2 separate regions of the Homo sapiens genome follow, and region 2 is linked to region 1. Evidence: chromatin loops called from intact Hi-C (ENCODE). Cell type or tissue: endothelial cell of umbilical vein. All regions are shown on one strand. Links, peaks and the distances in the headings refer to the core of each region. The heading gives the core; the rest is flanking DNA. Region 1 has its middle 97 kb from the start of DLX2-DT. Region 2 overlaps LOC107985960 (a long non-coding RNA gene).

Region 1 (5,384 bases), core at 236-5,235:
GCCACTGCACCCGGCTGATTTTTTTTTTTTTTTTTAAAGAAAAGGTCTCACTCTGTTGCCCAGGCTGGAATGCAGTGCCCTGAATATAGCTCACTATAACCTTGAACTCCCAAGCTCAAGCAATCCTTCTGCTTCAGCTTCCCATGCAGCTAGGACTACAGGTATGAGCCACCACACCCAGCTAATCTTTTATTTTTTGTAGAGATGAAGTCTTGTTCAGTTGCCCAGACTGGTCTTGAACTCCTGGCTTCAAGGGATCCTTCCACTTTGGTCTCCCAAAGTGCTGAGATTACAGGCATGAGCCACTACGCGCAGCCTGATTCCATAGTTTTGCTATTGTGAATAGTGCTGCAATGAACACACAAGTGCATGTATCTTTTTTACATAATGGTTTATTTTCCTTTGGTAGATACTCAGCAGCAGGATTGCTGGATCCAATGGTAGATCTATTTTCAGTTCTTTGAGAAATCTCCATACTGTTTTCCATAAAGGTTGGACTCATTTATATTCCTACCAACAGAGTATAAGCATTCCCTTTTGTTCACATCCTCCCCAACATCTGTTGCTTTTTGACTTTTTAGTAATAAACATAATGACTGGTGTGAGATGATATCTCATTGTCATTTTAATTTGCATTTCTCTAATGATTAGTAATGTTGAGATTTTTTCATATATCAAAAGAAAAAACTTTCAGACAACATTTTCCCCTTGCAACAAGGCAAATATACTTCCATATGCTAATAGATTTTAATCAAGATTTCTTTGGGGACTCTTTTATTATAGGAATAGATGTAAGCATTCATTGTAAGGAATAAAAATGTAATCTTAATCTAATTAATAAATATTCTAGTTGGCCCTTCCAGCACAGCTATTGGTTGATTTTCTGTCTTCAAAATAAAGAATATCTTCCACACTGATGCCCACATAGATGGGAACCTGATGAGGATAGGAGCACCCACACTGTTCCTCACTTTTTCTAGTACTGATGATGGATTTGTCGTAAGCCATTGCACTCTACTGCTGCTGTTCTTGGGATCAGATGGGCTTTGAGGTTCAATTTTGTGACCTTGAAACAGAAGCTTTTCCTGTGTGTACTAACCAGATGATGTGGGAATTAAATCCATAAGTTTCAATTCATGTGTACTAGAAAATCAATCCTATATTTAAGAGCATACTGTGGATTACACCAGCCTAGATAGTACAAGTATTCTTTAATTAATTAACCCACAACTGTTCATTACTGAGCAGCTACCATGTTCCAGGCACTGCACTAGGTTCTTCACTTCATAGTGATGTCTACAATATCAAACCTATGAGACCAATTAAAATGTACATTGATTTTTATGTACATGTCAGATATTTTGAAGAATCCCTTTAAAATTCAGTTTAGGTTTTTATCCTCCTAAAGATCATCTCTGACCCTCCCAGGCTGGGGGAGGCACCCTTCTTCTGAATTGTCCTAATACCATGTACATATTTCTATCCTTGAGTTGACCCCACTATTTTGTAGTTCTCTTTGTGTGTCTGTTCCTAAACTCAAACATGAAATCCACAAAGGCAAGAGACTCTGCTGACAAATCTTCCCAGCTGTACTTGGCACAGTGCTGCTGTCTGGTAAGTAATCAGTGTATTTTGGTTGAAGATATGAAAAAAATAGCAAACGAATAAATGAATGGAAAGAAATCACACCCATAAACTGGGACCTGAGTCAAAGCTCAAGGTTAAGGACTTTTCAGACTGGCAATGATTCTCACATGGGACCAGACAGTACCGCACCTACAACCTGCAATGCTCATTCCTTCCTTCCCCCATTTATTTAACAGCTAACTGTGTACCTACTATGTATTGAGAACTACGCAGAGTATGCACTGATAAACAGGAGATGGAATACTCGCCTTTGGAGAACTTATGTTTTCACAGTGCTCTTCAAATAACACCAACCTATGCCTGGTCTTCGGGAAATGCCATGTTTCACTGATCTAATTCCATCATGTTCCAGGAAATACTTCTAGCAGAAAATAATATTTTATGTAGAAGCAATATAATGTTATAATTCTGAAAGCACATCATAAAAGAATTAGCTGTACTGTGTTTTTCCATTGTTTAATTTACTAGATGCTCTTATTTATTGTCAGATAAATAGCAATAGGTACCAAAGAATTAACATAAATTTATGGACAGCAAGCTTTCACTTAAGAGAACTGAATCCACTTTCTGTAACCTAAGAATTGACCATCTGAATCCATTTTCTGTAACCTAAGAATTGATCATCACAGTTTGATTTCAGTGGAAAAAATAGCCGATTACTTTTGAGGAGTTAAGAGGTTAAGGTACATGCTCATGTCAAAGAGTGGCACCTACTGGCAGAATCTCATACTGCAGCATAGTTCTATTAGGCATTAACTATTAATAATACAGCAACGGAATCACTACAGAAACAATAGGATTAGTTTGGGAGATTTCTGTTCCCCAACAACCACACCATCTTCCTATTTGGGTAGAATCCCTCACTGTAAGATACCCCAACTTCTACTACAGAATTTAACATGGAGAGAACTGCATCTCTCTAACCTTGGGACTCAGCAAGTTGGGATTACCATTGATTTTGAATCTTAAGTAAGGGACCCCATGAAGAAGGGATGGGTAAATTAGGGTTGCAGCAATGGCAGAATCCAGCAGTGGTATGTGGGTCTAGCAGCAGCAACAGAATGCCCTCATCAGATTATTTCTGCTGCCTGGCCTCTCTTAGTACTTTCCTATTTTCAGCATCTGCTTTTCCAAACTTCCTGCCAATTCTGTGAACTAACATCCATCCAATAATTTCCTTTTCCACTTAAGGAAACCAGAGTAAGTTTCTGTTGCTTACAACCAAGAATCCTGGCTGATACACTACCTAACATTTATTGTCTTCTATCTGTCTGGGATTGTTCTTCACCCCACATACACATTATCTCATTTAGTCCTTCCCCAACAAAACCCTATGAGGTAAGATCAGAGCCCAAAATAGAGGCAAAAAGACTAAATAATTTTCCCAACTCATACAAGTAGTTTGGCAGAGCCAGGATATAAAATCAGCCAGTTCGATGCTATAACTAATTCTCTTAAGTATTTCGCTATCTCACAAAAGAAAAAATACTAGGGCTTTTGGAATTATGAAATTGAAAGACAGCTGGGCGTGGTGGCTCACGCTTGTAATCCCAGCCGTCTGGGAGGCTGAGGCGGGCGGATCATGAGGTCAGGAGATCAAGACCACAGTGAAACCCCATCTCTACTAAAAATACAAAAAAATTAGCCGGGCGTGGTGGCAGGTGCCTGTAGTCCTAGCTAATCGGAGAGGCTGAGGCAGGAGAATGGTGTGAACCCAGGAGGCGGAGGTTGCAGTAAGCCGAGATTGCGCCACTGCACTCCAGCCTGGGCGACAGAGCAAGACTCTGTCTCAAAAAAAGGAAATTGAAAGACAAGACTTGAGACATACTCCTAAGGCCTCTGGGCAGATGGAGCTGTGAATTGCAGAAAGAAATCCTGCAATGCTATAAGGAAAATAAAATATTAAAGTGAGATCAGAGACAATTTTGCCATAAGGGTAATGTAGCTTAAGTGCCCTTCATTTGCAAGGGGCCCCTTCCAAAGCCCTAAATTTAATTTTGTATTTATAAATTTGTATTATTTTTCTTAAGGAAATCCTCCAAAATGAGATAGGCTTCACATTCCAGAAAACCTGGATCCATCCCCTGGATGATACCATAAATTTATGAACTAGAGACTTATTTTCTAGCTCCAGGTTTGGATACCAAGAAGGGATTCTTTATAGAGAGACAGAGGCCTACAGAATACAAATAGAAGCACAGACAACCTTGGAGACCACACCTACTCTCCCGTGCCCTGGGGAGAAAAAAGGAGAGTAAGGAATTGTTTCTTACTACCCAGTCAGGGCTCAGTGCACATTTGTGGTATTTCAGGAACCCACAGGTCTCCAGAAAGCTGGCTGCCTTATCTTTCAACAAGAAGAAAGACAGGACATCTGTGCACCCACAGGCACAACAGCAGCAGCAAGGACTGGGGGTGAGTCCTCCTGTTTCAGGCCCAGACAGCCATCAGGCCCTTCTTACAGAACCAGCTAAATGTGGCCCTGACTCTGAGGAGGAGAGGACAGATACCACACCTTCTTGGGGAGACTAGAAGGATCCTGCCTTTATTTAATATGTTGATATTCTGTTCATCATCAATATTTTTTTTTTACCAATTTTGATTGCCCTACAATAGTATTTATCTCATTTATTGAGTTTTTTTGGTATCCCCCTTAAATTTTGTGCCTAAAGTGAGTGTTTCACTTGCCTTACCCTCGTCCTGGCCCTGACTAGGCAGATAATCACCAGGCACGTGAGGAGGGGCGTTTCCCCAGAAAAAATTACAATAACTCATCCAGTCATTTGCTTATATTTTCACCATAGAACTGTAGGCCAGATGCATCAGCCATCTTCATATCTAAGTCTTAGGAGCCTTAATTACTCTAAGGGATACTCAGAAAACCCAAATTGCGTTACTAAGTAGTATTTGTCTGGAAGGTTCTTGGCCTTAGGGCAGGATTGTCTTACTGAGGCAAACAAGGTTTTAGGCCAGTGGTTATTCCTCCCCAGGCTGCACTTAGGAAACTTTTGAAAAAGTTGCCAAGGTTCTACCTCTAGAGATTCTGACTTAATTACTCTGAAGTGACACCTAGGCCGGCTTTTTTAAGAGTTTTATTAAGATATAATTTGCATACCATAAAATTCACCCTTGTAAGTGTAATGATTTTTTATTAAGATATATAGTTGTATAATCAGCAGCACAATCTAGAATATGTAGAACCTTCCCTTCTCCCCAACAAGTCTCCTAGTGCCAATGTGTAGTTAGCCCCCATCCTCACCCCAGCCCCAGGCAGCACTGGTCTGCTCCTAGTCTTTAAAGATTGCAAGCACCAGTATTTTTCAGAAAGTTTTCCAAGTGATTCTAGTGCGCAGACATGGCTAAGAACTACCATTCTAGGCCTGGTCCCATGGCTCACACCTGTAATCCTAGCACTTTGGGAGGCCGAGGTGGGCAGATCACTTGAGGTCAGGAGTTCAAGACCAGCCTGACCAACATGGTGAAACCCCATCTCTATTAAAGATACAAAAGTGGCCGGGCATGGTGGTGGGTGCCTGTAATCCCAGCTACGTGGGAGGCTGAGGCAGGAGAATCACTTGAATCTAGGAGACAGAGGTTGCAGTAAGCTGAAATCACGCCACTGCACTCCAGCCTGGGCAACAAGAGCGAAACGCCATCTCAAAATAAAAATAAAAATAAAAACAAAAACAAGAACTACCATTTTAGACACCATAGAGCTAAACTCTCTCCTTAGTCCT
Region 2 (5,384 bases), core at 191-5,190, 88 kb before region 1:
TTCTCCTAGTACTCGCCAGACCTGACCAGTCCCTGCTCACAAACACAGGTAATGAATCATGCAGGCCACCAACATTTAGTGACTGGAGTGACATAGCATTTTTTAACTGAATTAGTTAAGAAATCCATTGAAAAAGTGATTACTTATGGTTGTTATCAATAATAACATAATAAAGCTGGATCCAACAAAAAAAGTTTAAATGTATTAAAATGACACTGCTCCTAAATTTAGGTATTAGGTTACCATTTGAATGGTAAAAAAAAAAAAATCCATTTCATGGATTTTTTCCTTTGGGGAAGATACCATTGAATCCATTCTATTCAGCATCCATAGAATGTTTGTTTTCTTTTTAAGAGATAAGCTCTCACTATGTTGCCCAGGCTGTTCTTGGACTCCTGGGCTCAAGAGATCCTCCCACCTCAGCCTCCCAAGTAACTGGGACTACAGATGCCAAAACCACACCCAGCTCAGCATCTATAGAACTTTGACCAAGATACTTATTTAGATTTTTTAAAATAGTTTAAAAGTAGGAGATAATATGAGAAAGGCAGAAAATTTACAATGATTACTCAAAAAAGGAAAAAACAGGCAACACTGTAAGAACAAAATCTACTCTGAAAGTGAGTTTCACCAAAAGCCTTGCTTAGGCACTATTACAGGCAGAATTATGTCCCCCAAAGATTCATACATTGGGGTCTTAAACCTTAGTACCTCAAAATGTGACCTTTTTGAAGATAGGGTCTTCAAGAGTGAGCCCAAATCCAATATGACTGGTGTCCTTATAAGAAGAGGAAATTTGGACACCGATGGCATGCAGAAGAAAGATGATATGAAAAGACAGGGAAAGATGGTCATCTTCAAGCCAAGGAGAAAGGCCTGGAACACATCCTTCTCTTGTGGACCTTTAAAGGAACCAACCCTATTGACACGTTGATCTTGGATGCCTGGTCTTCAAAACTGTGCAAAAACAAATTTATATTATTTAAGCCACCTAGTCTGTGGTACTTTGTTATGGGAGCCCCAGTAAACTGATACCAGTGTCACAACAACAATAATAGCAAATACATATTGACATTGCTAAATGGACTCCCCAGTCCATTAAAGGTGTCCATTTCCAGCTGCTCTAAAATAAAGGAGTTGTGATTTATTTTGCTGGGTACTATGCCAGCACAACCCAGCACATAATTTAAACTCCTGGTTATCCTCTTTGCATAAGAGTTTGGACAAAACAAAGCTGTAATGAGTAGGGTCATGGACTTCTGTACCCTATTGGCTAACATATAGCCAATAAAGGAAAAATAGAGACTGGCTGCCCAGGCACTGCTTTAAATGCTTTATATATATTAATTCATTTAATATTTGTAACTCCTATGGAAGATAAGCACTATATATATCATCTCCATTTCATAGCTGAAGAAAGTGAGGCATCAAGAGGTTAAATAACTCACCTAATGTCACACATGAAATAAGTAAGAGAATTTGGATGATAAATCTCAATCTGAATCCAAATTCTATACCCCAAATCTGTGCTTATAACTGCTATACCTTGCTGCCTCTTGGGTGTAGATCTTTCCTGCAGAGGATGATTTTTTTCTCCCACCCCTAAGCTGTTATCAGCCAGACAAAATGGACAGTCAGGTTTCATGGGTGCATCCATACTCAAGTGTCCAAGCCCCTTTGATGCATCTGATACCCTCAGAGACATCGAAACTTGGTCTTATTTTAAAAATCATGGTGTTGGCCGGGTGTGATGGCTCACACCTGTAATCTCAGCACTTTAGGAGGCCGAGGTGGGCGGATCACCAGGTCAGGAGATTGAGACCATCCTGGCCAACGTGGTGAAACCCCATCTCTACTAAAACACAAAAAATTAGCCAGGCATGTTGGCGTGCGCCTGTAGTCCCAGCTACTCGGGAGGCTGAGGCAGGGGAATCCCTTGAACCCAGGAGGTGGAGGTTGCACTGAGCCGTGATCGCGCCACTGCACTCCAGCCTGGCAACAGAGCAAGATTCTGTCTCAAAAAAAAAAAAAAAATCATAGTGTAACTGCAAGATATGAGTGATTGAATCAACATTATCCCTCAAGGTAGGCACAAAATTGAGTCCAACATAATTTGATGGAGTTATACAGGTGTCATGCTGGTACCCTTGACCATCACAGTGCTGTTGGTCATACCCATTTATCCAGAGATGACTCCCAGGATGACTCAGTGGCAAGCAGTCTCTGAAACCCCTTTCCTGCTGCTTGCCAGTATCAACACCCATCGTCACCACCACCATTTGGCACAATGCCCAGAGGAGCTAGGTGTTGGGACAAAATAGTACCTGTCTCACAATGTTGTGAGACTTAGTGGGCCCTCAGTGTAAGTGTTAGTTCTTTTCCCCTTTACAACTAAGTGAAAAAGCCTTGCTCAATGCACATGAAAGTGTTGGTTATAAACTTGTGTTTGGGGATTATATTTTAATTTATTAAATTAAACCTCCTCTCATGACTTTTGCAGAGCTAATGACAAATTAGCCTGTGTGCACACAGACTGGAAAGATACAGACTTTGCCCAGTCTGTGTAGTCAGCATGCAGATGAGAGTGGGACGCTTGCTGCAGAAACACCTTCAGCTCAGCAGCTGCCTATAAGGGAAGAAAACTCAGGATGTATAAAAACAGAGAAGTGACATTCTCCCTGCAAAATCAGCATTCTAAAATGATGATCCTGTCTCATCCCAGTCCTGTTTTGGCCAGACTCCCCTGTCCATTAAAAGTGTCCATTTCCAGCTGCTCTAAAATAAAGGGGTTGTGATTTATTTTGCTGGGCACCGTGTCAGCACAGCCCAGTGCATGATTTAAAATCCTGGTTTTCCTCTTTGCACAAAAGAGTTTGGACAAAACAAAGCTGGGATGAGCAAGGTCATGGACTTCTCTACCCTACTGGCCAACATATAGGCGATAAAGGCAAAATAGAGACTGGCTGTCCAAAGCTTTGTGGACCGTGGGAAGTGATGTTGCCAAGGTGATGATTTGGAACCAGACCGGAGAAGCTGGTGCTAACAAGGACAGGAGACCCAAGGAACATTTCCTGAAAGGGAAGAGAGAAACTCAAAGGGAATTCACCAGCAGTTGGTAGGATTTCCATGTTTTGTCTCAAATATGTATTTCTAGCCTTCCTTATGTTGGAAAATTGTGTTCAGAACTCCGAACTCTGAACACAGTAGATTTATCACATCCTGACTGTCAGAGATAATTTAAAATCAGATGAGAGGGAAGGAAGGAAAATTGAGAGTCATGATTGTCATCCAATCCAAGCTCGGTAAAAACCATTTGATAATGGTCTATTTATAGAGACATGTAGGATGGTCATTAGGAACAGAGCCCAGGGATCAGGCCCCAGCTCTGATGGATTTTGTGAGAGACACTCACCAGTTTAGGAAAATCATTTAATCTATTGGTACTTCAAATTGGATCACCAATAAGAATGAGTAAGACCTGTATACATGTACCCTAAAACTTAAAGTATACATGAAAAAAAAGGTTCTAAAGCAAAAAAATAAAAATAAAGGTTGGATGCTAAATTAAACAAAAAAAAAGAATGAGTAAGACCTATGGAATTTTATATCAGAGGGAAAAAACAGGAAGAGTCCATACATTTAGTTTGAAATAGTCATTATTTCCTTTTGATTTAAAAATTAAACCACATTGTCAAGGAACAATAAATCAGCCTATTTATTTATTTATTTATGCCTAATTCATGTTGCCTACTGAGGATCAGTAGGTGTTCTGATTTCTGAGCTAATACTCTATCTGAATGAAAATTTGGGTTTTGCTCATGGAAAGCCAACTCCTGGCAGGCCTATACTTAACTCAGAACTCACCTCTGTGCCCCTCAAGTCATTTGCTTACTTCCCTTGTTATAGAAACAATGGAAGTTATTTCTTAGCAAGCGAGAAAAGTTCTGGAATATAAATTGTAGACTGTGGTTGCTATTAAGCCATGAACAGTTCGTCCTTTAGAAGGTAGAGGAAGGACATGGAGGAGAGGGAGAGCCAAGAGATCAGCCAAGAAGCACGGTCACTGCTCCAGTGTAAAATTGGGATCTAAAGAGTTTGAGAGTTCATTAGAATCACAGCATAGAATCTTTTGAGCTATATGCACACCTATGGTTTATACCACCAAAATGCCAAAAATCTTCTGCATAGTGCAAGCTGACTGAGTAAATGATTTAATGTGATTCTCACTCCACCTTGGGAAGTCAACAGATAAGGTACTGACAGTTATGTCCATTTCATGGGAGAGGAACAGATGCTCATACAGAACAGATAGTATCCAGGGGAGCTTTATTTCCAGGGAATGATTCTGCCTGTAAGGTTTTCCGGCCACTAAATAGTGGAGCCAGTACCTAATTCAGGCCCTCTGATTGTTAGCCTTGTTCCTTCAAACTGCAGGACATCACAACCACCACGCCCACCTTCCAAAATGAAAGTCTCTTTTCAAACATAAAAGCCACAATATGAGCTATGGCAGCCATTGAGAGGTACATCCTTTCCTCTGTGAAATTTCACTCAGGAACAGCCCTATAACATCACAAAATTTAGGAATGAAAATAATCTCTAGTCTAATATACTTGTTTTATGAACAGATAAGGAAACTGAGGCACAGAGGGGCTAAGTAACTTGTCTCAAAATCACACAGCTGCATTACTTGTTGCGTTGGTTAACTGAAATGTTAAGATCAGTTCAGTCATTCCACAGTTTACAAGAAATAATTAGAAGGCATCCCATTTACAGAATATAAACCTGATCAGCCGGGTGCGGTCGCTCACGCCTGTAATTCCAGCACTTTGGGAGGCTGAGGCGGGCAGATCACTTGAGGTTGGGATTTCCAGACCAGCCTGGCCAACATGGTCAAACCCCGTCTCTACTGAAATACAAAAATTAACCAGCCGTTGTGTTGGAGGGGCAGCTGAGGCATAAGAATCGCTTGAACCTGGGAGGAGGAGGTTGCAGTGAACCAAGATCATGCCACTGCGCTCCAGCCTGGGTGAAGAGTGAGACGAGAGAGAGAGAGACAGAGCGAGAGCGAGAGAATGAGAGAGAGAGAGCAAGGAAGGAAGGAAGGAAACTAAACCAAACAGTAGTTCAAAAAAAAGTTAAGTGATTTGCGGAGATCAAAAGGAAGGAAGGAAAGAAACAATAGTGCAAAACAAGTAATTTGCAGAGATCACAGAAGTGGAGGGACAGCAGGATTTGAAACCAGGCTGATCTGACTCCAAACTACCCGACCTCACCCACACCAACAGCATGTTGTGCCAGCAGCCTTTTGTGCCCCTGTGGAAGAGCAGGATAGGGGCACTGCACAGGTTTCATTCACTGGAAGGGAGAACTTCTTGCCCACA

The links. Hi-C counts contacts between places; a loop is a spot of excess contacts. Peaks named below come from ENCODE experiments on the same cell type or tissue, not always from the same donor. Only the 100,000 strongest peaks of a DNase experiment are listed, where the experiment ranks them.
Region 2: it touches region 1 in a loop (12-fold over the local background); 4 of 110 quality-filtered maps call a loop at or near these places.

Annotation. Positions count from the first base shown.
Region 1 is chr2:172,197,687-172,203,070 of GRCh38, reverse strand. No RefSeq gene overlaps it. Among named protein-coding and RNA genes, the nearest start is that of DLX2-DT, 97 kb to the right of the region's middle. In endothelial cell of umbilical vein, for the core only: a CTCF peak has its summit at 2,355 (motif pointing left); a DNase peak (open chromatin) is centred at 2,330.
Region 2 is chr2:172,285,666-172,291,049 of GRCh38, reverse strand. All of the region lies in intron 2 of LOC107985960 (a long non-coding RNA gene), which reads right to left. Among named protein-coding and RNA genes, the nearest start is that of ITGA6, 140 kb to the left of the region's middle. In endothelial cell of umbilical vein, for the core only: no CTCF peak of the experiment used is centred there; DNase peaks (open chromatin) are centred at 2,419 and 3,199; H3K27ac peaks cover 3,082 bases.